Regions from separate parts of the Homo sapiens genome. Here regions 1 and 3 are each linked to region 2. A link is a loop called in an ENCODE intact Hi-C map of the cell type or tissue named here. Cell type or tissue: Calu3. All regions are shown on one strand. Each heading gives the region's core, and the rest is flanking DNA. Links, peaks and the distances in the headings are about the cores only. Region 1 overlaps LOC107986068 (a long non-coding RNA gene). Region 2 holds the start of LOC101927829 (a long non-coding RNA gene). Region 3 overlaps ZNF385D (zinc finger protein 385D).

Evidence for each region. A loop is a pair of places that touch in the nucleus more often than their neighbours do. Peaks named below come from ENCODE experiments on the same cell type or tissue, not always from the same donor. Only the 100,000 strongest peaks of a DNase experiment are listed, where the experiment ranks them.
Region 1: a loop joins it to region 2, with 9 times the contacts of the local background. A loop is called at or near these places in 8 of 110 quality-filtered maps.
Region 3: a loop joins it to region 2, with 22 times the contacts of the local background. A loop is called at or near these places in 2 of 110 quality-filtered maps.

Annotation. Positions count from the first base shown.
Region 1 is chr3:20,925,656-20,936,847 of GRCh38, forward strand. The region is part of intron 1 of LOC107986068 (a long non-coding RNA gene); the gene reads left to right. Among named protein-coding and RNA genes, the nearest start is that of ZNF385D-AS1, 610 kb to the right of the region's middle. In Calu3, for the core only: a CTCF peak has its summit at 4,560 (motif pointing left); a DNase peak (open chromatin) is centred at 4,596.
Region 2 is chr3:20,334,312-20,345,503 of GRCh38, forward strand. It overlaps LOC101927829 (a long non-coding RNA gene), which reads left to right and starts at 8,157. Exons shown (of 5, transcript NR_110814.1): 1 at 8,157-9,725. In Calu3, for the core only: a CTCF peak has its summit at 6,207 (motif pointing right); a DNase peak (open chromatin) is centred at 6,200.
Region 3 is chr3:21,547,097-21,558,288 of GRCh38, forward strand. The region is part of intron 3 of ZNF385D (zinc finger protein 385D); the gene reads right to left. All of the region lies in intron 1 of ZNF385D-AS1 (ZNF385D antisense RNA 1), which reads left to right. Among named protein-coding and RNA genes, the nearest start is that of ZNF385D-AS1, 9.9 kb to the left of the region's middle. RefSeq lists an enhancer at 587-1,411. In Calu3, for the core only: no CTCF peak of the experiment used is centred there; no DNase peak of the experiment used is centred there.

The DNA.
Region 1 (11,192 bases), core at 1,513-9,512, 590 kb after region 2:
ATGGGTGTAGTGTAATGAGGATCATTAGAGGTAGTGTCTCAGCTAAGTCATAATAGAGAAGAAGCATAGCATTGGTTTGCAGTTAAGTGAGAATTCAAATCATTTATTAATTTATGGATTATATAAGTATTATATAAAATATCTGTATACGTGTTATACAAATATTACATACATTATATGTATTTATATAATTCATTCAAATATATTATTATATTATTCCAGGCATTGTTACATATGTATGCATTATATATGTATTATGCATATATAATGTATTATATATTATATGTATGTATATATTAGTAAGTCATTTTTTCACAATACTAGATATTAATAGCTATAATATATAATTACATGTATATTAATCTTATGTTTTATAAACCAGAAAGGGAATTCATGAGTTTATTTATATAGATATATATCTTTATAAGAAAGAAGTTCTATAGGAAGGTGCTTAGTGGCCTTGTATTAGTCCATTTTGCGTTGCTATAAGGGAAAACCTGAGACTGGGTAATTTATAAAGAAAAGAAAAGAGGTTTAATTGGCTCATGGTTCTGCAAGGCTGTGCAAGCAGGCACCGGCATCTGCTTGGCTTCTGGTGAGAGACTTCAGGGAGCTTTTACTCATGACAGAAGCCTGAGGGGGAGTAGGCAGACTGGTGATAGAGGGAGCAAGAGAGGGAAGGGGGAGATCCCAGGCTCTTTAAAAAAAACCAGATCTCCTGTGACCTGATTACCACAGAGAGGGTATCAAGCCATTCATGAGAAATCCACCCCATGACCAAACACCTCCAACTAGGCTCCACCTCCAACACTGGGGTCACATTTCAACATATGTTAGGAAAGGACAAATATCCAAATTATATCAGGCCTTATGATAAATACTTTTCTTCTTATTCATTGTAAGTTTTAAAATAATTGTTGTAAGGTTTTTTTTTAAATTTACTTTTTAAAAATTTCTGCTATATTCACATTCAAAAATTATATAAAAACATTAACTCTTCTGCATAGAATATAATGAGGTATCCAGATTAGTGTCAGCCTTGTATCCAAGAACCAGGTTCTTGACTTACTCTTGTGGAAAATGACTTCTCATTGAATCATAGAATGATTTCAAGCAGGCATTCATTATGATTTGATCTAATTTTTGAAAAGAAAGCTTTACAGGCCGGCGCAGTGGCTCACACCTGTAATCCCAGCACTTTGGGAGGCCAAGGTGGGTGGGTCACCTGAGGTCAGAAGTTCAAGACCAGCCTGGCCAACATGGTGAAACCCCATCTCTACTGAAAATACAAAAAAAAAAAAAAAAAAAAAAAAAAGCCGGGCTCAGTGGCTCACGCTTGTAATCCTAGCACTTTGGGAGGCTGAGACGGGCGGTTCATCTGAGGTCGGGAGTTCAAGACCAGCCTGACCATCATGGTGAAACCCGTCTCTACTAAAAATACAAAATTACCCGGGCATAGTGGCATATGCCTCTAATCCCAGCTACTCGGGAGGCTGAGGCAGGAGAATTGCTTGAACCCAGGAGGCGGAGGTTGCAGTGAGCCAAGATCACACCATTGCACTTCAGCCTGGGCAACAAGAGTGAAACTCCATCTCAAAAAAAAAAAAAAAAAAAAAAAAAATTAGCGGAGCGTGGTGGTGCCTGCCTGTAGTCCCAGCTATTTGGGAGGCTGAGGCATGAGAATCGCTTGAACCCAGGAGGCAGAGGTTGCAGTGAGCCAAGATCACATGACTGCACTCCAGCCTGGGCAACAGAGTTAGACTCTGTCCCAAAAAAAGAAAAAAAAAAAAAAAAGCTTTACATTCAAAAAGCATGTCTGACTCCAATGATGATTGTTCTCTTCATGCCCCACTGCATTTGCCTCAAAGCTTAGATTTAGCTCTAGCCTATCTATCTATCTATCTATCTATCTATCTATCTATCTATCTATCTATGTCATCTTTCATCTATCTATATCTATCTATATCTTTCATCTGTCATCCATCTATCTATCTATCATCTCTGTCTCTCTTTCTCTCTCCATATGTATATATCCATAATCAAATGAGGTCAGACATTTCAGAAGTGTCTTCTCAAATACATGTATCCTTAACAGAGCCCTAGAGTCACTTTTTCACAGTCCATCACGTCTCTTTCAGCACTTCCCATCTTTAAACACTGCGAGCACTTCAGGCAAGGCCAGTGTAGCAAAAGTAAAATAAAATACCCTAAAGGATAATGCCAGGTTTGATTTGTTTTTGTGTTTTCCTTCTTCGAGTTGACATGTCCTGTCCCAATATTTGCTTTTGTTCTCACTTCCGATTTTGACGATGGCCATATACTGGACTCATAGCTTTAAGGATTTTTCTACAGCCCCCTTAAATCTCATTTTTGGTCGTTATCTTATATGACTCAATATACTACGTGTTCTCATTTCTGTTCCCTGCTTCTAGACTTATTGCTTTCCCAACGTGTATGTTCTGCTTGAGCATATTTTCTCATCTGGGGATATATAGCTTGAGTTTCTGGGATTGCTGATTTTTGATATTTTATATTTCCTGTTCTTTTAAAGTTATTTACCTTTACAATGAGCAAAAGATGTTTTAAAAATGACTCTTGAAACATAATCATTCCACTAGTCAAGACTTTCCATCATAAACCCTCTCTATCTCCTAATATTAAGCTACTCTTCTCTCTTGTGCGTTGCTCCTTTGCACATCTCAGTGTTGTGATCCTTTACAGCACTTACCTGATCACTGCTCTAATGTGACAGCACCTTCTACAGAGCCTTTGGCTTTAGAGTGAAATTTTACTGGAACTGTGTATATTTACATTTAATATGCTAGGAGAGAAGGAAGAAGACATCTAAACTTTACTTCTCCCTAGAGAATCTTCACATCGTTGCTCATTGTTTAATCTTTACTCTCTGAATTAAGTATGTTGTTAAAGCTATGTTATGTAAAGCAAGGAAAGGGAAAATTAGTTGTTTTTCTAAGAGAGAAGACAAAGATACAGAAAAGAAAAATAATGGGAAGAAAAAAGAGAAACATTTGTTAAATATAATGTATCTTCATTTTTTTGCTTCACTGTCACAAATAATTGATCAGCTTACTTTTATTTTTTAACTCTCTAGGTGTAATATAGACCACTCTCAGATTTTAAAAGTAAGCAGGACTGTGTACAGGAAAGGTTCTAATCATGGTTCAGGAGACAATCAGCTGTGAACTTGAAAAAGTGACTTTGACTTCTTGAGCCTTAGTTTTCTCAACTCTAAAATTATTTCCAAATTATATTACTGGGAATCTTGGATGTTTCATGGAAGGAGGTGTTTGGGGACCCATCCGCAATGATACTCACCAGAGTCACTATATGTTTAACTATTTAGATCTATTGTACATCTGCTTAAGAATTATTCTGGAGGAAAAACTCTACCACTAAAAATGTTGAAGCTATGCCTCTAGACAATCTAAATTTTCTTTCTCCAACATCTTTTGAGTCTATGAAAGCTACCACCTCAAGCGTTATTATAAAACAAGCTGTTGGTACCAAGTCACTGATTTTCAAGTCTGTCTACATATCAAAATCACTTTGGAGGTTGTTTGTTTGTTTTTAATAACAATTCCTACCTTTCCTTTCAAATTATCAAATCAGAGTCCTTATGGTGAGGGCTGGGCAACTGCAGTTTTTTTTGTTTTGTTTTAAACCTATCCTCAGGTCTTTCCCATTGCAAGCAATAGTAAAACCATTGCCTAAGGACCAAAATGTGGACCTAAACTCAAGAAGTCAAATGAGCCCTACCTGTACTTAATATAACTGATAAATTTTTATTGATGTAACAATTTATATAACAAATAAATTATTTTCGTATAACAAGAAGAATCTTCATATAACAAGAAGAATCATGATATATATGATAACAAGAAGAATCTTTATATATCTGCTATATAAATTTTTATATCAAAAACAATTTATCTGTTATAGCAAGTATAGGTACAAATTATATAACAATGTATATAACAGACAAATTCTTTTTGATGTAACAGATAACAATTTATATGCTTTACATATGTTACCTATTCATCCTGAAGACTCTGATTCAGTAGGTCTGGCATAGGCCCTAGGAAAGTTTCGGAAATAAAGCATTAGAATACATTTTTTTTCAACTCTTTTCTTTGTAATGAGCTGTACTTGTAAATCACGTTTTCGTTTATTTGCTTGTTTTTGCCTTTCACACATATTGAGGGTTGTTGGGTGATCCAAAATTTAGCTAAAATTCAAAATAGCTTTACTTAGTATTTAATTACAGATGCATAATAGATAACACCTGTTGAATAATTGCTAGGTACTAGTGTCATAATTGTTTCTTAATGTATTATTTTACCATCATAACAATTCTGTGAGTTAGCTCATTATCATGTCTATTTTACAGATGAGAAAATAAAAGCACAGTGTATACAATGCATAAACAGAAGCTTGCAAAACTAGCAAGTGTCAGACCCGAAATTCAAACCCAAACTCTTCCTTATAATACACAGATTCTAATTTATTTTGTCTCACTTCAAAACGATTTGGAAAGTACTCCTCTGTGACAGTGCTGCCATCATCTGGCAAAGTACCCCCTTCACATGGGAAGAGAGGAGGTGAAGATAGATTAGCAGCAATTGATTCATAAGGCTAAGTGTTACATAAGACGTTTACTCAGACCCCTGGACAGGTAGTATCTTGGGGATGGGAGAGGTAAGGGACAAAAGTAAATTTGTTATTTACTCACTATTTATTTCCACAGGAGCATGGAAACATGCTATGGTTAAAGAACATTTAATAAGCAGCAAGAATGAAGTTTTTGGTTCAGACTTTACTTAGGGACCGAATTCAGAGAAGCTTCTTGTATTTCATATTATTATAAAGGGAAATTTTAAAACTTTATCCAATTTTATAATTTGCTGGAAACATCGAAACTTGGAATTAGACAACAGTCTGTAAATTTGCAAAACCACATTATACAAATCTTTCCTCTACAATGTCTAAGCAGAAAATATTCTTTTATAATATGGAAAGAAAATTTTGTGTACATGAGGACTGATTATTTAGGCTTCTTTTGCTAATCTTACTTTGGCTTGTTAGTCGAAAATTGCACAATTAAATATTCTTTGAAAGCAGTTCCATAGCTTGAAAATATGCTTGTCTTGGACTCCCTGTAACTTCTTGCCTCTATATTACATTAAATGTTGTTAAAACATTTTAAGAAAAAAATGAATCGAGGGTGTGTCTAGTCTTTGGTGCGAATTGGTATTATTTGGTCTATGAAACAGTGAGATCAAGGAAGAAGTTGAGCTTCCATCTGATGCCTAGGAAAGCCTACCCTTCCAATTTGAGTGACTTTATTGATTTCTAGCCCTGGATTTGAGAAGAATGTTTGTAACGTGTATATTATTTTCCTTTGGATGGAGTCATTTTAAGAACATTCTTGCTTCAATAGATTTGATCAGATAGATGTCCATACCCTCAGTTCTCTGAAAGCTGTCGTGACTGGCTTTTTCTATAAATTAATTGTGGAGAATGTCTTGACAGTGTATATGTCATGCTTTTTATACTCCACTTTGCCCCACCCCTTCAATAATGTTTTTTTTCCTTGGCTTATCTCTTGCAATGGTCTCCAAGTTGGTGAGAATGTACAATTTTTGTCAAATAAATGCTAAATGGCCACCAATCCCTCTAATGCTTGAGCTCAGAATACAAATGACCCTGCAGTCCCTCTCTTTTCAAGTCAACTCTTGGGCTCTTTTCAGATTCTATCTGGGCAGGTTTTATGATTCACCTATTTTCTCTCATATCAGCCTGAAAATTCCTGGCATTCACACAATTTTAACTTGATTAAAATTTGGCCTAAATATGTCGGCTGTTCTTTTGGCACAATATATTACCAAGGTGGTAAGGGAAATAAAAGTACTACCTGCAATTTCTCTTAAGTTTGTTGAATGGTGGACTGTGTGGTATATATCTGTGTGAGTATGTTTTTTCCCAATTAGCATATACAAATCTGATTTATTTGCTCTTAAAGTGCCATAGAACTGTTCTGTATGACAACTGTTTATTTGGAATTATTTAATTCAATGAATGTAAACTGATGCATAAAATGATTTACTTGGATGAAAGATAATTATGTGACTAAAGATCCTGATTAATTGTATTATTCAATTCACATCAAATCTGAATCTAAAATGTGAAACCATTTTATTCCATTTAAATGGGGGGGAACTAGGATCATTTTTTTAAGAAATGAGAGTTGAAGACAGGGCCTTTGTTGCTATGATTATGCTTGTGATTTTAATTGCCAAGATATTCATGTTTGAAAAGGATCTGCTGTCAAAGCAAAGAAGCAGTAAATGTTCATAACACTTTTCTACAATGGCAATTACATTGACAATCCATTTTGAGAATAACCATAATGGTTCCATTTAGCGTGTGTTCTGTGAAAGAGCATCAGGGTCAATATCATGCCTATGAAAACTTCTGATATAACAGATACTTCTATTATGTCATTTCCATTGATGTTATGGAAGGAAAAATGGAGACCTGAACCCTGAAATAATGGAACAGGAAAAGAGCCTTTTATTATGCTACTATTATCACATCTGAGAGGCACTCTGGTGGGAAGCCATGCAGCAGAAACTTCTATTTGAACTTTTTAATGCTGTTTTTTAGAAAATTGAAAAGGGGTGGGGAAAACATTGATTTGAAAAAAATACACGAAGACACTCTGGGAAAATGTTGAGTTGTAAAGTCAAATTAGTGACCTAACTCTCTATTATTTCTTTAATGAAGTATTGCTTGGAGACTAGAGGAAGGATAAAATGAACTTTCTGACCCATTTTGATTCTCAAATGATCTGATACAGACAAGCTTTTTAAAAACCGAGAGCAATTAACATCAGCCTTGAAATAAAAACTAAACCAAAATGCAAACACACACACACACACACACACACACACACACACACACACACACCCTAAATAATCCCAATTAGTTTACTGAACTCCAAAATATTTTAAATAGTTTTGTCTTGCTACTTTCAAGAACACTGAAAGTGAAAGCTTTTAGAAGCGAGGTCAAGAGAGGCAAGAAACATTCCTAGACTTCTGCTCTTCCCTTTCAAGGTGGAGGGAGTAAGCCCTAAGGACAGTCTGGCATGTACGTACCTATGTTGGTGTGCTTTCGCGAGCCTCCCTGGCTCAGGAGGGTCAATTTTTAATTTTCAGAAAATTTGCAATTCAGTTGTTCAACAAAACCATAATTTGAAAATAAACTATGTAAATATGAAATTAAATGATATTGAAAACAAAAGTAATAAATATTCAAACTCATCTTTTTCCAATTAGTTTATTATATTTTATGACTATCTATGCCCTTGAGGTCATTTATATTTATTGTATCTGTATGTAGAAGATACCATAGAATGGTATGCTACTGCACATTTCTTCCCAGCACTGTATTATGATGTCTTGGTAGCTTGAAACTAAAAATGGTGAGAGTATTTGAAAATGGTCAAGGTAGTAGTATTTACACCACAGATATCAGATATCGGCAAATGCTACAAAGTCTTGATTTACTGTTTTGTTGATGGTCTAGACTTAAGAAAGTGCTATATGATGTTAATAATTCAGATTAAATTTAAAAGTGTGTGGTGTGTATAGCTATTACATTGCTTATAAGTCTGTAGGTTGCCTGAGAGTTAACTGCTGTAGGCTGAGCTCAGCTGATCTTGGCTGGGCTCTCATGTGTCCACAGGCTGGTTGGAAGCTTTGTTTTAGTAAAGGCTGAGCAAAGCCAGCTTATATACAGCAGCTCTGCTTCTCACGTAAGGCTATTTGGGACACCTTTGGTTAAGGCCCTTTTTTTCATTCTGGTCATTGAAAGCAGCCTAGTAAGTACAGGCTTATATACGTATGCTGCATGGTATGCCTCCTTTCCCTGGGTGTGCAGACTTGCTGGGAGGGCTCTTAGGGAACGTAGATATGTATTTGTTTGGCATATAGGTGTTGTTCTGAAACCAGTAGGCAAACCCAGGCATGTCTTTTGATGGCCATGGCTTTTTTAAGCATCTACTTAACAAAACGTTTGCTAATGTTTCACTAGGCAAAGCCAGCAATACCATTTAACCCAGACTCATAAAATAGGGAAATATGCTATACCCATAGGGAGAGGGCATTGTAAAGGCTTTTTGGTAAAGAAGTGTACGTGAGGGAAGTGAGTATGTGAGGCTAATGCCACCTACCTCAGACACTGAGGCTGAATGACCAATAGCATTGGAAGAAAACAGAGAACGTGCTGTCCTGGAGGCAAATGAAGAACATATATGAAGGAAAACATGATCTTCTATGTGAAATGTTGCTAATAGGTCAAGTAAGATGAGCACTGAGCATTGAATGTTAGAAGCCATTAGTGACCTTTACAACAGTTTCGGTACAGTGATGGGGATGAAATTCTGATTGGTGTAGATTTAGGAGAGAATGGAAGGAAATTGGAAAGAATGATTATAAAATAATATTTTCATGGATTTTAGCTGCAAAGGAGCATAGGAAGGATAGACTAGTACCTGCCTGAGATTGGGGTCAGAAAAGATTTTGAAGTTATTTTATTTATTTTAATGTGAGATAAATAATAGCAAGTTTTATATGTGGTGAGAATCACTCAGAAGATTGCTGCTCTGCAGCAGGGGTCCCCAGACCCCTGGCTGTGGACCAATACTGATCTGTGGCCTGTTAGGAACCAGATTGCACAGCAGGAGGTGAGCAGCGGGCAAGTGAGCATTACCACCTGAGCTCCACGTCCTGTCAGGTCAATGGTGGCACTAGATTCTCATAGGAATGCAAACCCTCTGTGAACATTGCATGTGAGGGATCTATGTTGTGTGCTTCTTACGAGAATGTAACTAATGCCTGATGATCTGAGGTGAAAGAGTTCCACCTGAAACCATCCCCCTCCACCTGCTGGTCTGTGGAAAAATTTTTTCTTCCATGAAACTGGTCCCTGGTGTCACAAAGTTGAGGACCACTGCTCTACATAGAGCAGAGTATTGTTGGCATGAAGTTTTTGCATAAGCAGAAGAGAGAGAATCTGGTACACAGTTGGAGATTTGTCTTTAGGTGGATCCTGGGGAGTTTATAGTAGCAGAAGAGAGGGTAGAATATGCTGGTATTGAAGAAACGTGGTTATGTGAGTCTAAAGAAGCTCCACAGACTTCTAAATTCTGGAATTGTGTGATGTAAAACAGAAAGGACTATTAGCATAATTATCTACAGCTGATAACATTACTGTATTATTACTACTGAATCGTATCCTCCCAAAATTTTCACTTTCTTTGGCAACTCTCAGTTTTTCTTTTTGTGATTTTCAGCTAGCATATGTATACACTGGGTGTCAGCATAAAAATGTTCCTCCCTCTGCTCCAAGGACAAAAAATCATATTAAAGCACATTCATTTCTAAATGTTGCTTTATACCTGAGAGTTTAAAAGTATTTTTATACCAACTGAAACCAAATTCATGGTTGAAATTACTCTTGAAGTATCTCTTCAGGATTTAACATCTGAAACATTCATTGACATGAATCAACCACTGATAGCGATTGGCTATTAAGTTTTCTTTTTTGCAGTAACTAGGGCTTGACTGACTCAATGGATAAGAAGCCCCAAGTACTTGTAGCAGTCACACACACACACACACACACACACGCGCACACACACACACACACACACAAACACTAAATTAGGAGAAAAATAAAAGCTAAGGATGAACAAAACATCTCAATATCATAAGACCTAAGTGGAATTTGCTAAAGAATGCTATTTGTTCTCCTTATTATGAATTTTATTTTCAAAAAGCAACAAAAACTGTAACTGTTCTCAAGTATTGCAGTATTTAACTAGAGCCTTTTCATATTAAAGTTGCAGAATCTATACTTTATTATTTTTTTTATTCTGCCAGAAATGAAAGTGGCCTCTAGCAATAGTCAGGGGTGACCTTGTTTTCGGACCAGATTGCTTAGCCCAGTGTTTGAATGAAAACAGATAATGCTACGATGTAAATCTGTTCTAATAATAAAAAATTGGAGATAGTGAAAGGTGACAGATGGATTTCAAACTAAAGTTATAAAGAAATCCATCCTCCATGAGTTTTGGCATTTAAACAACAAATTCTATGCCAGGGATAAGAAGGGCATTTGGGACACCTTTGGCCAAGGCTCTTCTCTTCATTCCGGTCATTGAAACCATCCTAGTGACTACAGGATTACATACCTATGCTGCATGGTATGACCTCAGCCTGACTCCTTTGCCAAGCTGTGCAGACTTGCTGCGAGGGCTCTCAGGGCCCTTAGGTATTTGTTTGGGTAGAGATACCACAATGTTTTCTAGCTCTGTCTTGTAGCCTGCTATTAAGAAATCATTTGAATGACTGCTTTAAAGCTGAGCTGTCTTTGAAAAAATTTTGAAATTTATGTCTTTTACCAAAAAAAGGCATAACCTTTAAAATTAAAACCAGCCTTCCAAATGAGCTAAAACTATTTTCTCTTCATTTTGACTAATGAAGTCATGTACCATATACCTTTTGCCAAGTCATGTATAAGGAAAATAAAATAGAGTTTCCTTAGAAAGGAACTGGGCAGTTATATGCCAAGATTGTTCATGACAATGTCTGGAGACATTTTTTGTTTGTCAAAATGATGTAGAGAACTTGCTCCTGACCTCTGGTGGGTGGAGGCCAGAGATGCTTCTATACATTCTACAATATATAAGACCCCTCCACCATTCCCATACCATCACCAGGAGAAAAAATTATCTAGCCCAAAATATCAAAGGCTCTTGCTGAGCTTGAGGAACTCTCTGTAAGATGATAATCATGTCAGATCTTTATACCATCTCCTAGGGAAGCAACAAAGTTAACTTTTTCCCTACAGCATTAAACTAGATCCTCAAAGGATTTCTGCTTCCAATGTAGTATGTGAGAAGGTATAGAAAACCTTCAGTCATAACACCAAGTAAAATATGGGTGGTATAAACATCATACATATTTTTGTAACCTTTGAATAATTATGGATGCAAGAAAGTCTTGAGAAAATAATTTCCAGAGAATAGAGTCCTGCACAGCTGAGCAGTGAGCTGGAGTAGCTTCTGGAACAAAAATTGGACCTGGTTGCAGAGAGATGATGGAGAA
Region 2 (11,192 bases), core at 1,978-9,977:
AAGAACAGAATTTGGTACCTCTGCTCTCACTTTTAAAGTCTACCTTAATTTCCTAACAATGTGCTGATTACACATAATGGAAGTTTGTATTAGAAAATGAGGAAACATTTAATCAGACATAAAACTTAAAGCAATCAATGGAATAGTTGGTGCCTCAGAAATTGACCCTTTTGTATTTCTCTTTATTTATAACTTCCATTTTTATTGCTCACACTCACTTTTAGCTGTCATTTATTGATGACTAACTTTGTATTTATCAGTTTTCTTTACCCTAGCTCCCTCAGGATCAGTTGCTGAAATAGCCTCCTTAACACCATCTTACGCCTCTGAATGAGCAGGGGTAGAAAAAGAACAGGAGAAAGCAGAAAGCCTTTATTGTTCTTTGTTCAACTAGAATTAAAGTAGGCTTGAAGAAGCCTCGGAGAAGCCATTTACTCTTGTGATCTGAATTCCAGGGTCTCCAGTCTATTCAAGTAAATGCATTTCCATTTGGGAAAGAGTCCCTTGATACCATTCTCCTTCTAGGAGAGATAGTCATTTAACTCCTGCTGAATCCATATTGTCAAGGAACTTGCAGAGTGGAACTTATTTTGGTTCTTTTTGCTTGTGTTGAGAGTACTCTATTGGAAGGTATTATAAGGCGTGGGGAGAAAGAGAGTTAAAAAGAGAAAAAGATTAGTTGGTGTCTGCAGTTTTCATAAACAGGTGGGGCTATGAGCAGAAACTCTCTAAACTGCACATCTGGAAGTAGCATCTGGCATAGTGGAAACAACAAAGCTCCAGTGACTACGAAAGAGATAAAGTAGCAGAGCTTGTTAGGTGTCTTGTAGTTTTAATCCCAGACCTTAAGAACAGAATTACCAACAAGGAGTAATGAAATGTGTTCTAGCATCTTAGGAAACATGGTCAATAGGACTTTAGCCTGAGTGAAAAGCATGTAGACTGTGATAGAAGCAGGAATTGGAGATTGCCGTAAATTAGCTTGAAAGCAGTGGTTCTCTAAGTGATTCCCAGACTGTCATCATCAGCATTACCTAGGAAATTATAAGATATGCAAATTCTTGGTCTCCAGCTCAAAGCTATGAAATCAGAAACTCTGAGAGCAGGGCCCAGGAGTATGTGTTTTAACAAGTTCTCCAGGTGATTCTGATGCATGCTAAAATTTGAGAACCACTATTTTAGGGCATTAGAGCCACTTTTCCTTACTAAGCTACCTTATTGAGGAGCTACCTTCATCTGTCTGTTCCTACAACTGATTGTTCCAGGTCTGTGAATTAATAAATGTGTGGATAGCAGATTCAAAATATGATGGAAAAACTTGGCAAAGCTTTGCTGTTACATTTCATTATTCCAAGACATGAAGTGACCCCTTTCTTGGGTGCTCCTCTTTCTTTTAAAGCCTTATCTACCTCAGTCCCCTGACTCTTGGAAGATGCCATCACTTGTTATATTATGGTGGAACTGCAATGTCCCAAACGGTAGCCACTAGTCACATATGGCTATTAAGATTAAAAATAAAATAAAAAATTTAGTTCTTTGGCCATACTAGCCACATTTCAACTACTCAGTGGTCACATGTGTATAGTGGCTACTGTGTTGGACAGTACAAATATAAGATACTTCTACCATTGCAGAAAGTTCCTTTATTTTTATTTATTTTTGTAGAGACAGAATCTTGCTATGTTGCTCAGACTGGTCTCAAACTCCTGGCCTCAAGCAGTTCCTCCCACCTTTGCCTCCCAAAGTGCTGGGATTATAGGCCTGAGCCACCATGCCCAGCCCCATTGCAGAAAGTTTTACTGGACAGAACTGCTGTAGAATTCCTCTCCTATCACTGATACTAAACTTGTAATCCTATCTGATAATTTTTAGTGTTTCCCAATTTCTTTGGAGTAAATACTCCTATCATGGCCAATTTCATGCTACTAACCTGATGCCACTGAATGTGGAGTTGGGAGGAGATGTACACAATCAACTCTTGAGAGCCAGTATTAAGTGGTTCCAGGTCACCACTGGTTTTGTGAGAGGAATTCTTCCTTGATGGCAGAAAGTGCTGGTTCTGTTCTTTACATTCAAATATCACTTTACAATAAGATTGGCTTTCCAAAAACAACATTAACAGCCTACTAAAAGTGGCCAATAAGTCAATCACCTTAATTATATTTTGGGTGTAAAGTAGGAATATACAATCTACAACTTAAAAAGCCTTTTCTGTGGCAGTTGGAAAACTGCTCAAGTGAATTGGGGCTAGTGTCCTACAGTGCCTGTGCACATGAAACTAAACCATACAAGGTGTTAAGATATACATGTTCTAGTCTGAATTCTATATTGAGTCAATGGTGGTGCTCTAGTGATTAGTTCTATTAGTGGAGGTGTTTATAGTCTATATGGGTTGTGCAGAGTAGGCTGATAAGAGTGACCTGTTCCCAGTTGAAAATGGAAGAGTTGGCTTTTATCTATGAAGTCATGAATGACTTGCAAATATACTATCAAAGATAAGCATGTACTTAACTTTAAAAATATTTGCCATTTGAAAGTGCTTTGAAATTCTTTTTGAAAGATGGAAAATTTTATTTTAATTGCAAGCTAAACAAAACTCAATTGATATGCAGCCAGGGCTAGTTTTTTTAGAATCACAATTAGACTTGGCAGACTTTTTTTCTTTTTTCACCAGCGCATTATCTATTTTTTTTGTTTTGCTTTTTTTTGGGTGATGATGGGGGTTTATGGTCATGAATAAAGATCCTACATCATTAAGCTAACAACTCATCTGTTAGATAAAAATAGATTTTAGTCCATAGATTTTACTCCCCAAATACTTGGAAATGAGAAAACTAAATAATTCTTATCCTATTTCCTTTCCTGAAAAGGAAAACCCCTAACTCTGAATGCCTCTGTTACTAAAACTGTTTCTTAATTGTGACAATCATAACTGGATGAGAGTTATCAGTTAAACTGATGACTTAGTTGAACCCATTTGTTTCTGCAGAAAGATTATCCACATTTGTGTCAAACCAGGTCATTTTCAGGCCCTTGGGAGTCTGCCATTCGAATGCTTGTCCAGCTGAAGCTGGATGTCCTTGAATGACAGCTGCTAAAAATTCAATCAGTAACTGGTATCCAAATGTCAGGGGGAGCACTGCAAAGTGGGGACAGGCTGAGACAGTCTGTAGGGTTTGATTTTGGGTAGTCAGAGTTTAAATTTGACTTAGAAAAAAAGTAAATCAGCATCTTTAATCCCCAAACATTACGCATCATCTAGTCAGTAGACTTCGTAAAGGTCAAGCAATCAATATGGTTGGCATCAGCAGAGATAGGTTACAGGAGTTGATTTTTATTTCTCGAAATTGTTTTTTATATTCCAACATACAAAAAGGTAGGCAGACTGTCAGGTAGAGTAAAAGAATTTGTACTAATAGTGAGATGAGCTGGTCCTTGGTCAAGGGGCTACATTAATAGATGCAGTGGACTTGGAAAGAAATGGGGTTTCTCAAATTGCATTTATATTTGTCTTTGTTAAGGGTTTAATATTTTGAATGCACACCTATCCTTTGGGGGAAAATTGGGCTGCCTGGTATATCATCAATCCAGGAAGATGGAAATGCCAGAAGCATATGTTTCATCATGTTGTTGCTTCTAGTCTTGACTTAGACTAGGAAAAGAAAAAAAGAAGAAAGAAACAAGATTAATTTTTTGCCCTTGCTGTTTGCAAAATCTCTTGGAATATAGTAAAGAAAATATAATTATTGAAAATATTAGGTTCTTCCATGAAGTTACATTTATTTATTTACAAACTGAGGGAAGAGGGGCCTTATAATATTTTCAATTTGTGTATTATTTCTAGAAAAGTAACTGAACAGTTATGGAATGAAAAAATTATTTAAAAATCTGAGAAGGAAGGAAATAATGACAGGTGGTTAGAACCTTGTCATTGGAGAACTATATAGTCATGATATAGGCCAAGGTTTCAGCATGGGCATTTCCAAGCCAAAAAAAAAGTGTTTGTTAGTTCCTTCTTACAATTAAAAAAATGTCCACATAGTATGTGTGTTTTAATTTTCACCTAGAAAGATGCCTATTGCAATTGAACAAAAAATTAACCTATAGTGGCCTAATATTTAATCTTATTTTATTGATCAAGAAATTAACCTAGAGTACCCTAAGTTTTAATCTTATTTCAGCACACATTACTAGAAAAGTTCTTAAAAATATAGATGAGAACTGTATATATTTCTTGACCAAAAATTGTGATATAGTAGGAGAAAATATTAGGGAAAATTTCCTGCTTTTTCTTAAACTCTAGACTGCTCTTGAATGAATTTTGTACAAGAGAGCAATGAGAAACTGATAGCACTAGATGGAAATTTATGTCTTATCCAAAGGCTCTGGTATAACATCTTCAGTTAGCTGGGGGGCTCCAGGTCTCACAGAAACAAAAGTCCTTAAGGTTTAAGAATTTCTTCTTTCTTAAATATTTCCAGGACAACCTAGAGACCACTGTTAGTAGATCATCCATTGAGAAGGGTATATGTGAAATGTGAGAAAGTGGAGAGTTACCCATTGGATTTCAATGATTTTCTGGGCCTGTAGTAAATTACAGTTGTGGCCTCAGTTCTTTACCCATCACTGTATGCACATGTTTTGCTCTGTGGCTGCATTTTCTCTCAATGAAAAGATAGAGTCTCTTTCCCTTGAATTTGGGCTTACTTGTGAATTGCTTTGCCCAACAGAATGCAGCAGAAATGACAGCATGACATTTCTGAGCCTAGGTCTAAGAAGGCATTGCATGTTTCTGTCGTCTGGCTGAGAACACTGCTATGAGAACGTTACTGGCCTAGCTTCTGCATGATGAAAGACACAGTCTCATCAGCCCCAGAGTAGTATCAGCGGAGCCATGTAGTTGACAACTCCAGACATGTAAGCAATAAATGCTTAATGTCGAATGCTGCTGATGTTTCGTGGTTGGTTGTTATGCAGTGTTATTGTGACAATAATGCCACAATATAGCTTAGGGGATTAGTTTCCAGATGGATTATACATATAAAGTTCTGATAATTTTTCATGGAAATCTTGATACTTCATTAAAATAAATAAGAAGTCGTTGCTTAGCTCAATCACCTACCATGGGACATTTATCTACTGATTTGATTTGATCTGGGGGCAAAGGTTTCAGCCTTCAGCCTGGTAGTAGCCATATGCAAATGTATTTGTGTCTCTCCCAACCTGACAGATAAACAGACAGGCATCTAGAAGTTATCAAGTAAATACTTAGATGGGATTCTTGTGTTCAGTGTGAGTGTTCTCAAAATTTCAGTAAAGAGTTCTTTCCCCTGGGACATTAGATGTGGCTTAATAATGGCCACTAGTATATTTGTATTTGCAATCAGGCACAATGAACAGAATTGCTCCCAGGTTATCATTTGGGAATTTAAACACACTCTTTTTCTTTTGCCAGGTCCATTTCTGGCATGTATGGAATGAATCAGTGTGCCATCCTTTTAAGGCCCATTCATTGTCTTCTGGTTTTATTTTACGTCCATTTCTTCCTCTTACTAGAGAAAACAATTGAATTTTGTGGAAGCCCCAGGGGTTTGTGAATTTCAGAGGGACAGGGTTTTACCTGGAAAGAGAAAGGATTTTTGATTGAAAATAGAGGCTACTTATGACTCATTCAAAGGAGTTTTTCCTCTCCTTCATCTTATTTGCCTAGTGATTTTGTCTTATATGACACTTTGGAGCCTACTGTGAGATGACTGCTTCACACTGGATCTTTTTCAAATATTTTTCAAGGACAAACATCCTTCCTACAGGTTTTCTCATCTGTAATGATTGTCTTGTCTGGGGATTGTATTCTGATTAATTCAACGTTAGCTTTCTCACTGCTTCAGTGGATTCCAAATTTGTCATAGTTAAAAAAAAATTCTCCTGGGAAGTTTTATAAAAGAAGTTGGTGAAGAGAGGGCTTAGGATTTATTCTGCTGACCAATCTTTAGAATGTGGTAGGGGACTGAGGCACACAAAAAAGAAAAATGGAAGGAATGCCCAATTCTTATGCATTCTCATAGGTCAGGCATAACTCAGGAGTTTTGCAGAAATTTCAGTGATTGTTGCTCACATGGAGGTTTTACCCTGCAGTCACCATCCAATTGAGCAAAAAGCAGTTAAAAGGATGCAATAAGGGATTCAGCCAGCAGAGGGCGGGAGAGCCACACCCAGTTGCTTGGACCAGTTACACACCTCCAAGCCAACTCGTTCTGAAGACACAAGCCTTTTTTTTGGTAAGCGTTTTGCTTTCACTAAGTCCCTTCTGACAGAATGGGCAAGAGTCAATCTGCCCGGAATTGAATACTGGCTGCACCATGCGCTAGCTTCATCATCTTTTTGTGCCTGATTATTTCTCATTGGAAAAATGGGAAAAGCATAGTCATGGTGAGGATGTCATAAGGGTGTTGCGAAGATGATGAAGTTAACTTATGTAACACATTCCAAACAGTGCTTGGTAACTACTTGATAAATATTATTTAATAGTATTATAGGCTATCCCTTTGCCTTCTGTCTTCCATCCTCCCAAGTCTGAATGCAAAAATAAATTAATATGGCAATAGGTTATGTGGGCTGATTCCTCTTCACTCTTTGAAACTCATCTCAAAAAGCGCAACATACCTTCGTGATATTTCTGCCAAAAATGCTTATGCCAAATCTAACCGCGAGAAACAGTTTAGAGTAGTTCCAAACCAGAGACATTCTACTAAATTCAGGGACATTTTTTTTTTTTTTTTTTTTTTGAGAGACAGAGTTTTGCTCTTGTTGCCCAGGCTGGAGTGCAATGGCACAATCTCGGCTCACCACAACCTCCACCTCCTGGGTTCAAGTGATTCTCCTGCCTCAGCCTCCCGAGTAGCTGGGATTACAGGTGTGTGCCACCACGCCCGGCTTATTTTGTATTTTTAGTAGAGACGGGGTTTCTCCATGTTGGTCAGGCTGGTCTCGAACTCCCGACCTTAGGTCGTCCGCTCGTCTCGGCCTCCCAAAGTGCTGGGATTACAGGCGTGAGCCACTGTGCCCAGCGTAAATTCAGGGACATTCTACTAAATAACTAGACTCTGCACTTTAAAAATTACAAGGTCATGAAAGACAAAGAAAGAATCTGAAACTGTTCCAGATTGTAGGATACTAAAGACACATGAAAGCTGAATGCAGCATATGAGCTGGGGATTTCTTCTGCTGTAGAGTACACATTGGGACAATTGGTGAAATTTGAATAAGGTCTGTAGATAAGATCGTAGTATTGTATCAGTATTGATTACCTGATTTTGTTACTTGTAGGCTACAGAAGAGAATGTCCTTGCTTTTAGGAAATATACACCAGAATCTTCAAGAGTAAATGGGGCATCATAATTTCTGTAAGTTACTCTCAATTTTTTTTTTTTTTTTTTTTTTTTTTTTTTTTAGACAGAGTCTCTGTTGCCCAGGCTGGAGTGCAGTGGTACGATCTTGGCTCACTGTAGCCTCCACACCCTGGGTTCAAGGGATTCTCCTGTCTCAGCCACCCAAGTAGCTGGGATTACAGGCGTGCACCGCCATTCCCAGCTAATTTTTGTATTTTTGATAGAAACGGGGTTTCACCATTTGACTAGGCTGGCTGGAACTCCTAGTCAGGACTTCAAGTGATCCACCCACCTCAGCCTCCCAAAGTGCTGGGATTACAGGCATGAGCCACCGCGCCCAGCCCCAAATTTTTTTTGAAAAAAGAAATGTATATTTGTGTGTGTGTGTTTGTGCGTGTATGTGCATATCTGTATGTAAGCATATTTGATATAATAGCATTTAGTACATCTGGTTAAAGGGCATATGAGAATTCTTTGTAGTGTTCTTGCAACTTTTGTTAGCCTGAAATTACATCAAAATACAAAGGTAAAAAATAAAACCATAAATAAAAAATACAATCCCAGCTCTCAGGATGCCTCCTTCTTTAATAGTTTTCCCTGATGTCCCCTGCCTTACCCTTTGCCTTAGGTGGGTTAGGAGCCCTGGCCCTGTGTGCCCTCAGTCTGTAGCTTCTCTCTCTGTCACAGCACTGTATTACACTGTATTGTGACCACCTGATTATGTCATTAAACTATGAGCTGGGACAAAGAAGGCAGGGGTGCTATCTCATTCAACTTTGTATCACCTGAGCTTAACTAACACCTGGCACAGAGAAGAAACATATTAAGGATTTGCTGAGAGAATAAGATAGTATAACTTGGTCTTATATCTAAGGTTTGATTTTCTAGGAACCTATAGTGAATTTTAGGCTTGCTTTTCAGTTTTTGTAGCAGGGATGTAGCACAGGTTTGGGACTCAGCACACCTAGTCTGAAAGCTGATTTCTGTCACAGCATGCATGAGGGACAGTCTCTTCAGTTTATTTATACCTTAGTGCTGTGATTCTCGAGCTTATAGACACTGTGAGGACAGAATTTTAGCTCTTTAAACAAAGGGGGGCAAATATACAGTGACCTCTATCTATGTAGGTATTTAACTGAAAGGAATTCCAGGGCCAAGTGTGTCTACTATTAAAAGAAACGTACTTTTCTTACAATGTAGTCCCTGAATGCAAATCATGGTTTTATCTGGTGGGCAACTGAAGAAACAGCAATCTGAACTGATATGGGAGGCAGACCTCACTGTAACAGGATTAGTGAGAAACAGTGTTTGTGGCTCTTAATTGCTCATTTTTTTTTTTTTAATGGGGGATGTTAGGGATTTTCTAAGGGCAGGTTTATCCATATGCAGAGTTGATGTTAGGATGTAATACCACAAAGATGTAATTAACTCCTCTGTTTGTGGTCTCCATGTTAATTCACTCTCATAAGAGGGTATGCAGTGTGGTCACTATTCTACCACCATTTTTAAGAAAAAATTTAAAACTATTTTTTATCTTCCAAATTAAATATTTTGCTATTTGATAAGTTAACAATGCAACAGAAAATCAATATAACTTTTATCTTTACCAGAAGCCATAAAAGTCTATCTAGGAAAATTTCAGATGTGTGAACATGGCTTTAGAGAAGGAACTCAACTACAGACTATAAGAAATGTAAAACCAAGCCAGGTTCCTGTTGTGGTCCTTTATTATGACCTGGTGACCTAAGCTAGAGAATCACAGCACTAAGGTATAAGTAAACCAAATAGCATGCATTGGCTTTAGTTCAGAAGGGGATTTTTGTGCAGAAAATAAATTGAAAGTAGGGCCTCTGGCCAGCATAAACAGATAAGAAAAAAGTATGATTCCCTACGTCTCAAAAATGACTCCTTCACACATCCCACCAATCAAAGATCCATTTGGAATAACAGGTCTTCTAAAAGCTGCCATAGAAGTTAAGCCTCCTACCACCTATACTTCTGTGTGAATTGATTTAGTCTGGAGGCATTTTGATTGCTTTTCTCCTAACACCTAACTTAGAAGGTGAAATAGAGGTCTTGTTTGGAGGGAATTGAAGAAGGAAAAGGAAAGGGCAATTTCAGATCAAGGGATATGTTGGAATGGTGGAAAAGTAGGATCATTAGGACAGCTGGGAACAGTCTTTTAGTTCTTGGAAGCCAGGAAAAAGATGTAGAGAGAAGGGCAGAAGTGGTCAAGGCTCCATGAAAAGGAGGATGTAGCAGTCAAATTGGATGTCGACCATGCAACAATGACGTCAGGAACCCTGCTTGGTATACCATCTGTACCTGTCTGTACAGGTCAGTTCTGTAACTGTCTGCCTCGAAGAATTGCCTGGCTTGTTTCTCTCAAAGAATGGACTCTAGCTTATCTATAATAGAATATACCTATGTTGGTGGTCAATAAACACTAATTTAATTAAACCTGTAATGCTTTTGAGACTTTTGCCATATCTTCTGTTATTTGGGACCTCACCACCTGGAACTTGATTTTGCAACAAAATTCAAAAAATACTTGGCCAAAACTAACTTCCCCTGAACTTGACAAATAAAATGAACAATTCAAGAACAGCCAACTGAGTAATTCTGGTATATAAACTGTCACTATTAAATGGCTTATTTATCGAAATAGCATTCAATCTTACATGGGCATTCAAGAATTTTAGGAGAGACAATGGATATTTCTCCAAACCCTAAAAATCCCATAAAGCAGGGGCAGCAGGACAGAAAGCTTTTATTCTTGTCAAAATCAATCTTGACTTTGGTACATCACAATGGCTGCATGACAATGTCACATTCTTGTCCACTTAGGTAAATGTGTTTGGCTCACTTGGCCATCATTCTGGAATTAAGAGCCTTTGCAGTATAAAACCAAGATTTGAATAACAGTAAAGGTCAGAGCTCAAAATTAGAAAGAAAAAAGACAAGAAATGGCTGATAGGAGGTTGGCACAGACATGAAACCTGATCATGCTGAAAGCACTTGGGGAGGGAGAGAAAAGGGAAACTTTGAATGAGTAATAGAGAATAGCATGGTGTATATACCATATTTGTAGATTTCTTAGTTATCTGTTGTATGGTTCCTTCTGACACCACTATAAATAACTTCCTGAGACTGGGTAATTTATAAAGAAAAGAGGTTTAATTGACTCACCATTCTTCATGGTTGGGGAGGCCTCAGGAAACTTACAATCATGGCAGAAAGGGAAGCAGGCATGTCTTACATGGCACGTGGAGAGAGAGAGTGAGTGTGAAGGAGGAACTGTCAAACACTTATAAAACCATCAGATCTTGTGAGAACTCACTATCATGAGAACAGCATGGAGGAAACTGCCCCCATGATCCAATCACCTCCCACCAGCTCCCTCCCTTGACACGTGGGGATTATGGGGATTACAATTTGAGATGAGATTTCGGTGGGAACACAGAGCCAACCAAACCATATAATCTGTCCTCTGCTCCTAGATTTTTCCCTTAAAAATGCTCAGGATAACTTATTAGAAGAAATGCCCTTTTAGGGAAAAATAAAAGTTTAAATCAGGCTGGTACATTCATTTATGGATCAGTCCAATTCACCTTATTCAGGTCTGCATCTTCTCTCCTTTGAATAGCTATGATCATCCTGTAACTGCTGATGCTGCCTCATTGCTCTGCTCCATTGCCTCACCCCAAGCTTTCAAAGTCATCTCCTACTCTACTCCAGGGTAATTTTTCTAAAATGCAAATACTGTTGTTTGGCAGCTCTACTTAAAAGCTTTTAGTGACTTTC
Region 3 (11,192 bases), core at 1,195-9,194, 1.2 Mb after region 2:
TTTTATTCCTTTCTCCTCGGATCCTCTCTTCACTGATATGTAATTGTGTCTCTGTACTATGGGAGACTCCCCTCAGATGAAGCCTCCAAACTGGAAAGAGTTAATTTCCCAACCCTTAAACTGGTTGGTTTAGGATTGGGCTCAGGAGAAGGGAACCCAGAAGCCCAACCTGCCAGCAAAAGCATAGTTTTTTAACCAGTCGGGCTTTTGGCCTCCCTCTCCCTGTGCAAACTGGTAAAAGGCCTTGGAATTTTTTAGCTGTTCTTACCCCTCCCCTTGTTTCATTTAAATACATGTTTTCTAATAACCCAGTTTGTCTGTTCTTGCCTTCAGGACATCAAACTCCAAACAGTCATTCAACCAGAGCGTCTGACGATAGCCCCTTCTGCTGGGACCCCTTAGGCCTCTAGGGAAGCTCTGACTGCCGCTTCCCCAAAATAGCGCCTCCTGTTAGCAGAAAGCAGTTAAGATCAGTCTTCGTTCTTATTCTAAGGGCAGTTAGATGTACTTTTTGTTTTGTTTTGTTTTTTTTTTTTTGAGACAAGAGTCTCGCTCTGTCTCCCAGGCTGGAGTGCAGTGGCATGATCTCAGCTCACTGCAACCTCTGCCTTCCAGGTTCAAGCGATTCTCCTGCCTCAGCCTCCCGAGTAGCTGGGACTACAGGCACCCGCCACCATGCCCGGCTAATTTTTGTATTTTTAGTAGAAACGGGGCTTCTCCATATTGGTCAGGCTGGTCTTCTGACCTCAGGTGGTCCACCCCCCTTGGCCTCGCAAAGTGCTGGGATTACAGGTGTGAGCCAATGCACCCGGCCACACGTACTTCTTTAGATGGAGGAATGAGACAGCCAGGTGGGAGGGGGTCCCTGGAGAAACTCCAACCAGCCTGTCCACTGAGCTGTAACCTCGGGAAGTTTGTAGTGGGGAGGAGCCTGGCCCCTCCTCTTCCCGTGTGAAACCTGGGATTAGAAGGGTGGTGGGAAGCGCTCTAACAGGGGACTCTGGCCTTGCAGAGGAGCCCCATTTCTCTTTTCACCCAATAAAACCCTGCTTTACTCACCCTTTACGCCATTTGGGAGCCTAAATTTTCGTGGCGGTGATATGGACAAGAACCCAGTCTTTAACTGAACTAGGGAAATATGCTGCAACACCACCACACCTGGCTGATACTGTTTCTACCTTCATTTCCTTGTCACAGCAATGAGGAAAAATGTTTCTGGTTTTGAGTGCTTCTTTCATTTATTCATGCAACATTGATATCTAAGATTTTTAGAGCCTTCCTAGCATTAATGCCTTCTTGCCTCATTTTCTGGGAACCCATGGAAAACTTTTAGTTTGTTTAATTGGAAATATATCTCTTGCTTCACTACTGCATTTTATCTTCCTCCTCATATTCTGTGCTTCCAGTTTTACCCATGCTTAATCCTCTTCTCAAACTCTTTGCATTTAATGAAATAGACTCTCAACACAGATTCTCCTGTTCCCTTCCATACTTACGGTATTAGTAATGTCCTTTAAGTGGCTCTCAATTTTTAAATATGTTTCTATATCCCAGCAATTCCTGAACATGCTACTGATATCCACCTTGAATAACTTCTGTATTGTGTGCAGAACTTAAGTGACTGATGGTCTTAGTTGAAAACTATCAGCTGATGTCAAGGCAAGTCTCAAAATAAATTTCTCCTAGGGCATGTCCCCTGATATCATACATAAAAACATTATGTTAGGGAACTTAGGAGCCCTATTTCTTGTCCACCTAGCTGTTTCAGTAGCCTATTGCCCTTGAAAAAGTCAACTAAATATTTTGGTCTTTGGTTTCTCAACCTATACAATGTACAAATAGACATCACTATGGTTTGTATGATTTTATATCAAATACAAAACAATTTATGAGTTGTTCATAATACTCTATAGAAATGTAAATATCCCCTTGTTTATTGGAGGTTATGAATGTATCTACTGGTCACATGTAAAGTCAACTTTGCCTTTTTAGATATTCAAGGTCAGATTTTCCATGTCTAAGAGAAGTTGATAGAAAAAATGAATATTATTACTTTGTAAAGAAACCCAGATAAATACAAACTTAATAAAGATTTCTCCTTTCTTAGTCTCTTCCTCATTTCATCCTCAGATGAAACTCTGGAGGATCAAAGCCTGATTCGAAGAGTCCTGAAATGACCTAATATTGGGGTTTTATTTTTAAAAGCCTGCCAAAGAAGCACACTGCTTAGGTAGATTCCCGTGCTCTTGGCTGGCTCATTTTCTCTTGAAATCCCTAGCAGCTAAACCCAGTATTTTTTGCTCTGTCCTTCTGTTCAGGTTTTGTTATCTGAGAATTCCTCACAGAGTTGGGGGTTCCACTCAAGAGTTAGGAACTAGCAAGGTTGTGAGATAAAATGTGTCCCAAATGCCAACTCAGAGTATAAGCCCTTCAAAAAAGAGCTCCCAGTCACTTGTTTCAAACATAGTGACAACCTATAGGCCATCACCACACTCTCCAGAGCCAGCTTTTCACACAGGGTTGACCTGACAGCCCAACTGAAACTCATCAGGTTCTCAGATGTGTCTCTTCTTTCACACAAGCCGAATGGCCCTGTCAAAGGACAGCTTTTGAAGAAGAAAAAGGACCCAGTGGGAAGGCCATGGTGCTCAGGCCAAAGCTCAAATAACTCTGTGAGTCTTGGAGACTAACACAGGACACTCTCTTATGAAAGAGATGTTTCAAAGCTGCCTGAAAATTTAATTTATAAGTGTGTCCCTCAGAAGATCCTTTGGGATGCAGCGGCAACAACATACTTAAAGAGGTTGATAGCTTTTAATAGACACAGTTTTGACAGGGACAATTTGTCCCTGCATTTTTTAAAAGGAAATCTTTAGAAAATTGCAACTGAGGCCCTCAAAATGGAATTTATAATTTGAGAGAGCTGAATCCTAACCACTAGACCACGAGGGACCATCAAAATGTATAATTTGAGACAAAATATGCAGCTTAAAAACGTAATAGATGCAGTAATTCTCTTTTCCTTTATAAAATTCAAGCATACTTATAAAGAAAATTTGGAAAGTAAAGAAGTAAAAGAATAGTTGACCCCAATACAACCATTATTGGTTTTTGTTTTTCCCACAGCTAAACAGCATTTCCTTTAAACATCAATCCTGTGAATAATACTGATAAGTATTAAGATATATTAAGACATGATTTTAAGAAATTTTAATTATCTAATTTGGTCACTGGAAGCCTAATTTGGTTACTAGGGAGGAAAAAATACTCCTATCAACATCATCATTATATTGACACACTGGTAATGGATGTTAAGACTAAGAGATATGAATTAAATTCAGACACACAGCTTAGTTTTACTACATTTTTATGTTCTAAAATGTGGAAAAATTATATATATTTTTTAGACAGAGTCTCACTCTGTTGCCCAGGCTGGAGTGCAGTGGTGTGATCTTGGCTTACTGCAACCTCCGCCTGCCAGGTTCAAGTGATTCTCCCGCCTCAGCCTCCTTAGTAGCTGGGATTGCAGGCGCGTGCCACCATGCCCAACTAATTTTTGCATTTTTAACAGAGACAGAGTTTCACCATGTTGGTCAGGCTGGTCTCGAATTCCTGACCTCGTGATCCACCTGCCCCTGCCTCCCAAAGTGCTGGGATTACAGTCGTGCGCCACCACTCCCAGCTGATCTCTATTTTATAATACCATTAGAAAATATATCTCAATATATTGTAATGATACCAATGATCTACTTTTGGAGGGCTATCAGGCCTTCAAGCAATGTTATGCTCTCATGAGGTTTCTTCCCTTCTGATTTATCAAACAGTTCCCCAACATAATGAATGCTTGACAGTCCTGAATCATTAAGGACATGTTGTTACTTTATTATAGTTCAATAATATGAATTTCTGTTTACACTTTTGACATGTTTATGCTTGAATTGTTGCGTGTGTCTGAATATGAATAATACCATGTAAGAGAACTCATGAGTTCTTATGAGTGAGTTCTAGCTGCTGAATGGCTTTCCATAGCAGCTGTAACTCCTTCCAGTTAGTTCCATGAGGTAAGAAACCTTCAGGTCTTCTCTCTAGGACAGGCTGACTAAGCAGGAAACACATAGATCTTCCTCCATGCCATTGTAGTAACAACCATTGAAACTTCAGAATGGACTTGCTGCCCTCCCGTGACCAGATGAAGCACAAACAGCAGAGACATGAACATTGTCCTTAGCCAGCTAATGACCACATGGCCTTGTACAAATCTATACTCTCTACATCTCAGCTTTTGCAGGTGAAATTAGGAGTATGTCTCTTCTACCTCTAAAGTTTTATGAAATTCTATTGTTAGGAAGTTAACTGTAATAACACTTAGATGCTACAATCTTATATATCCTTAGTTTGGAATTTGAGATCTTATTTCCTATTCTATAGTGAATCATTGAGTATCCATTCTCTACTTCACTTAATAAGCTTACATCTTGTTGGCCCTCATGTAGTCTTTCAAAGGCACATTACTAATTTGCCTAGGTCACATGGTAATTTATGCTTATTTTAAGATGCTGATAAAATAATTGGACAAATTACAACCCTTCAGTCTTTAATTGGAAGGTTTCCACATAACCCCATGTATGTTTCATATGAATGTCAGGAGATTTGTCAGGAAAAAACCTACACCAGGAAAAGGTAATCTGATTAAAAATGCAAGCAATATTAATTTATGACATTTTAAAAGTTATCTGCAGGGCCAAAAATAAACTGTACTATAAAGGAAACAGTTATGGCAAAATACCAAATGACACAGTTTATGATAGGAAGGGTTAAAAAAATATATAAAAGTTTAGAGGGAAAGGAAATTGAATTTTCATGATACAAAGATGAAAAGAACTACAAACTATTATTTTCATTGGACGGGGAAGAAGCTTTGAAATGTAAAAAGGTTCATAAGGCAAAACTACTTTCCTATGTGATAGAGGATTCAACCAAGCATACAACTGAATTACAATGTTATTTTTCTAGAAAGATTCTAGGTTTAAAAATGGAAACAGAAAGATAAATTCCAGATTTACCTGGAAACAACAAAAGGGCTGTCGCATTGGGCTTAGAAAGCCTTTTCTTGAGTTTAAAATGATCTAATATGTATGTATATTTTGATTTTGGTTATTTAAATAGAGATAATTTTCTTACATATGGATCAATTGATAAATCCAATCAATCTTGACATTTGGTGTCTAAATATTTTGTAAAATTGGTACTTATGGACATGGCTGGTCAATAAGTAAACAAAGTTAACATTTCCAGTACATGAGTTTCTTTTATTCACATATAATGATACAAAGACATTTCTTAAATTTCTAAGAGAGTTTCTACTCTTGTATTTCAATTCTGCAATGATTGTTTGGTTTGTAAAACATAATTTAAAGGTTGGTATGTCATTTATAAAAACATTAGATCTTCTATTGAAAAATAAAACTACAGTGTTTAAAATTTGCACTGAATAGTGAATGATATTCCAGGCTGAAAACAATAGAAAGTATAAGGGCAATTTATTCATATGTGTCAGCTTATATAGACCAAAGAAACTGCAATGAGTTATTTGATAGGGTCATGAAATTCAGTTCAAACCTAAGTCAAACATTCAAATAAAATGGCGGTATCTGTGGTAGACAGAATAATGGCTTCCTAATGCTGTTTAAATCATAATCCCAGGAAAATATGAATATGTTACATTACATGACAAAGGGGAATTAGGTTAGCAGATAAAAATAAAGTTGTTAATCAGCTGACTTTAAAATAAGGAAATTATCCTGAATTACCCAGGTTGGCCCTTTGTGATCACAAGGGTCTGTGAATGTGGAAGAGGGAGGCAGAAGAGTGAGGCAATGATTACACGTGGGACAAACTGAGATGGCCCTTGCTTTTTTTGAAGATGAAATGGGGTCTGGCCCTTGCTGTTTTTGAAGATGAAATGGGGTCACAAGTCAAGGAATGCAGGCAACTTCTAGAAGCTGAAAAAGGCAAGCAACTGGATTCTCCCCTGGAACCTGCAGAAATAACATGAGCCTGTAGAAAGAACATAACCTTGCAGACAACCTGACTTTATCCTAGTGAGACCCATTTCAGACTTCTCACCTTCAGAATGGTAAAGTAATAGACATATCTCAGAAATATTGCAATTTGGTTCCAGATGACCACAGTAAAGCAAGTATCACAGTAATGTTAGTCATGTGAATTTTCTCATTTTGCAATGCATATAAAAGTTGTTTATACCATACTTTATTAACTGTGCAATAATATTATGTCTAAAAATACAATGTATATACTTTAATTTTAAAATATGCTATTGCTGAAAAATGCTAACAACGTGAACCTTCAGCAAGACATAATGTTTTTGCTGGTGGAGGGTCTTGCCTCAGTGTAGATAGCTATTGGCTGATCATAGTGTTGGTGGTTTCAGGTTGAGAAAGCTGTGGCAATTTCTGAAAATAAGACAACAGTGAAGTTTGTTGCATCTAGAACTCTTTTCACAAAATATTTCTCTTTAGCATAAAATGCTGTTTGATAGCATTTTATACACACTAGTACTGCTTTCAAAATTGGGGTCAATCCTCCCAAAGCCTGCCACTGCTCTGTCAATTAGGTTTATATAATACTCTAAATTCTTTGTTGTCATTTCAACAGCGTTCACAGCATCTTCATCAGCAGTAGATTCCATCTCAAGAAACGACTTCCTTAGCTCATTCAAAAGAAGCATCTCCTCCATGAAAGGAGGAGGTTATCTGAGATTTCATCAATTCAATCACAGATTCAAACTCTACTTTTAATTATACTTCTCTTGCTATTTCCACAATATCTACATTTATTTCTTTCACTGGAGTTTTGAAACCCTCAAAGTCATCCATGAACATTGGAAGAAACTTCTTTTAAATTCCTGTTAATGTGGATATTTTGACTTCCTCCCATGAGTTACAAATGTTCTTAATGGCATGTAGAATGGTGAATTTTTTCCAGAAGGTTTTCAATTTACTTGGGCAACATCCATCAGAGGAATCACTATCTATGGTAGCTATAGCCTTAAAAATATATTTCTTAAATAATAAGAGTGGGAAGTCAAAATTATGTCTTTATCCATGGGCTGCACAGTGAATGTAGTGTTAGCAGGCATAAAAACAACATGAATCTTCTTGAACATCTCTATCAGAGCTCTCGGGTTATGAGGTACATTGTCAATGAACAGTAATATTTTGAAAGAAATCTTTTTTTCTGAGCAATAAATCTCAAGAGTGGGCTTAAAATATTCAGTAAACCATGATGTAAACAGATGTACTATCATCCAGCCTTCTTGTTGCATTTGTAGACCACAGGCAGAGATGATTTAGTGAAATTCTTAAGGGCCCTAGGATTTTTGGAATAGTCAGTGAGCACTAGCTTGAATTTAGACACTAACTTCATTAGCTCCTACCAAGAGAGTAAGCCTGTCCTTTGAAGCATTAAAGCCAGACATTGACTTCTCTCTCTAGCTAGGTAAGTCCTAGATAGCATAATCTTCCAATAGAATGCTCTTTGGTTTATGCTTAAAATCTGTTGGGTAGTGTAGCCATCTTTTTTCAGCGGCCTTAACTGGATCTTCTGGATTACTTGCTGCAGCTCCTACATCAGCACTTGCAGCTTCACCGTGCACGTTTATGTTATGGAGAGGACTTCTTTCTTTAAACCTCATGAACCAACCACTTCCAGCTTCAGACATTTTTTTCTCACCTCTGTTAGCCTTCATAGAATTAAAGAGAGTTAGGGCCTTCCTCTGGATTAGGCTCTGATTTAAGGAAATGGTATGGCTGGTTTGATTTTTCTATTCAAACCACTAGCACTTTCTCCATATCAAACATAAGGCTCTTTTGCTTTCATGTCATTCATGTGTTTACTAGAGTAGTACATCTAATTACCTTCAAGAACTTTTATTTTACAGTCACAACTTAGCTAACCGCTTGGCACAAGAGGCCTAGCTTTCAGCCTAACTCTTCTTTTGACATGTTTTCCTCACTAAGCTTAATCATTTCTGGTTTTTGATGTAAATGAAAAGATGTGTGACTCTTTCTTTCACTTGAACACATACAGGCAATTGTAGTTTTTTTTTTTTTTTTAATACTTTAAGTTCTGGGGTACATGTGCAGAACGTGCAGGTTTGTTACATAGGTATACATGTGCTATGGTGGTTTGCTGCACCCATCAACCTGTCATCTACATTAGGTATTTCTCCTAATGCTATCCCTCCCCTAGCCCCCTGACCCTTCGACAGGCCCTGGTGTGTGATGTTCCCTTCCCTGTGTCCATGTGTTCTCATTGTTCAGCTCCCACTTATGAGAACATGCAGTGTGTGGTTTTCTGTTCTTCTGTTAGTTTGCTGAGAATGATGGTTTCCAGCTTCATCCATGTCCCTGCAAAGGACATGAATTCATCCTTTTTTATGGCTGCATAGTGTTCCATGGTGTATACGTGCCACATTTTCTTTAACCAGTCTATCACTGATGGGCATTTGGGTTGGTTCCAAGTCTTTGCTATTGTGAATAGTGCCGCAGTAAACATGCGTGTGCTTGTGTCTTTATAGTGGAATGATTTATAATCCTTGGGGTGTATACCCAGTAATAAGATTGCTGGGTCATATGGTATTTCTGGTTCTAGATCTTTGAGGAATCACCACACTGTCTTCACAATGGTTGAACTAATTTACACTTGCACCAACAGTGTAAAAGCATTCCTATTTCTCTACATCCTCTTCAGCATGTGTCATTTCCTGACTTTTTAATGCTTGCCATTCTAACTGGTGTGAGATGGTATCTCATTGTGGTTTTGATTTGCATTTCTCTAGTGACCAGTGATGATGAGCTTTTTTTCCATGTTTGTTGGCTGCATAAATGTCTTCTCTTAAGAAGTGTCTGTTCATATCCTTTGCCCACTTTTTGACGTTTTTTTTGTTTTTGTTTTTTTTTTTTTTTTTTTGTAAATTTAAGTTCTTTGTAGATTCTGGGTATTAGACCTTTATCAGATGGATAGATTGCAAAAATATTCTCCCACTCTGTAGGTTGCCTGTTCACTCTGATGATAGTTTCTTTTGCTGTGCAGAAGCTCTTTAGCTTAATTAGATCTCATTTGTCTATTTTGGCTTTTGTTGCCATTGCTTTTAGTGTTTTAGTCATGAAGTCCTTGCCCATGCTTATGTCCTGAATGGTATTGCCTAGGTTTTCTTCTAGGGTTTTTATGGTTTTAGGTCTTACATTTAAGTCTTTAATCCATTGTGAGTTAATTTTTGTATAAGGTGTAAGGAAGGGATCCAGTTTCAGCTTTCTGCATATGGTTAGCCAGTTTTCTCAACACCATTTATTAAATAGGGAAGCCTTTCCCCATTGCTTATTTTTGACGGGTTTGTCAAAGATCAAATGGTTGTAGATGTGTGATATTATTTCTGAGGCTTCTGTTCTCTTCCATTGATCTATATATCTGTTTTGGTACCAATACCATGCTGTTTTGGTTACTGTATCCTTGTAGTATAGTTAGAAGCCAGGTAACATGATAACCTCCAGCTTTGTTCTGTTCGCTTAGGATTGTCTTGGCTAATTCTGTGAAGAGAGTTAATGGTAGCTTGATGGGAATAGCATTGAATCTATCAGTTACTTTGGGCAGTATGGCCATTTTCACGATATCGATTCTTCCTATCCGTGGGCATGGAATGTTTTTCCATTTGTGTCCTCTCTTATTTCCTTGAGCAGTGGTTTGTAGTTATCCTTGAAAAGGTCCTTCACATCCCATGTAAGTTGTATTCCTAGGTATTTTATTCTCTTTGTAGCAATTGTGAATAGGAGTTCACTCATGATTTGGCCCTCTGTCTGTTATTGGTGTATAGGAATGCTTGTGATTTTGGCACATTGATTTTGTCTCCTGAGACTTTGCTGAAGTTTTTATCAGTGTTAGGAGATGTTGGGCTGAGACAATTGGGTTATCTAAATATACAATCATGTCATCTGCAAACAGACAAGTTGACTTCCCCTTTTCCTAATTGAATACCCTTTATTTCTTTCCCTTGCCTGATCCCCTGGCCAGAACTTCCGATGCTATGTTGAATAGGAGTGGTGAGAGAGGGCATCCTTATCTTGTGCTAGTTTTCAAAGGGAATGCTTCCAGTTTTTGCCCATTCAGTGTGATACTGGCTGTGGGTTTGTCATAATAGCTCTTATTATTTCAAGGTAGGTTCCGTCAATACCTAATTTATTGAGAGTTTTCAGCATGAAGGGGTTTTGAATTTTGTTGAAGGCTTTTTCTGCATCTATTGAGATAATCATGTGGTTTTTGTCATTGGTTCTGTTTATGTGATAGGTTACGTATATTTATTTGCATATGTTGAACCAGCCTTGCATCCCAGGGATGAAGCTGACTTGATCGTGGTGGATAAGCTTTTTGATGTGCTGCTGGATTAGTTTCGCCAGTATTTTATTGAGGATTTTTGCATTGATGTTCAGGGATATTGGCCTGAAATTTTATTTTTTTGTCGTGTCTCTGCCAGGTTTTAGTATCAGGATGATGCTGGCCTCATAAAATAAGTTAGGGAGGATTCCCTCTTTTTCTGTTCCTTGGAATAGTTTCAGAAGGAATGGTACCACTTCCTTTTTGTACCTCTGGTAGAATTCGTCTGTGAATCCATCTGGTCCTGGAATTTTTTTGATTGGTAGGCTATTAATTAACTGCCTCAATTTCAGAACTTGTTATTGGGATTTGACTTCTTCCTGGTTTAGACTTGGGAGGGTGTATGGGTCCAGGAATTTATCCATTTCTTCTAGATTTTCTAGTTTATTTGCATAGAGGTGTTTATAGTATTCTCTGATGGTAGTTTGTATTTCTGTGGGATCAGTGGTGATACCCCTTTATCATTTTTTAGTGTGTCTATTTTATTCTTCTCCCTTTTCTTTATTAGTCTGGCTAGCAGTCTGTTTTGCTGATCTTTTCAAAAAATCAGCTCCTGGATTCATTGATTTTTTTTTTTTTTTTTGAAGGGTTTTTCATGTCTCTATCTCCTTCAGTTCTGCTCTGATCTTAGTTATTTCTCACCTTCTGCTAGCTTTTAATTTGTTTGCTCTTGCTTCTCTAGTTCTTTTAATTGTGATGTTAGGGTGTCGATTTTAGATCTTTCTTGCTTTCTCTTGTGGGCA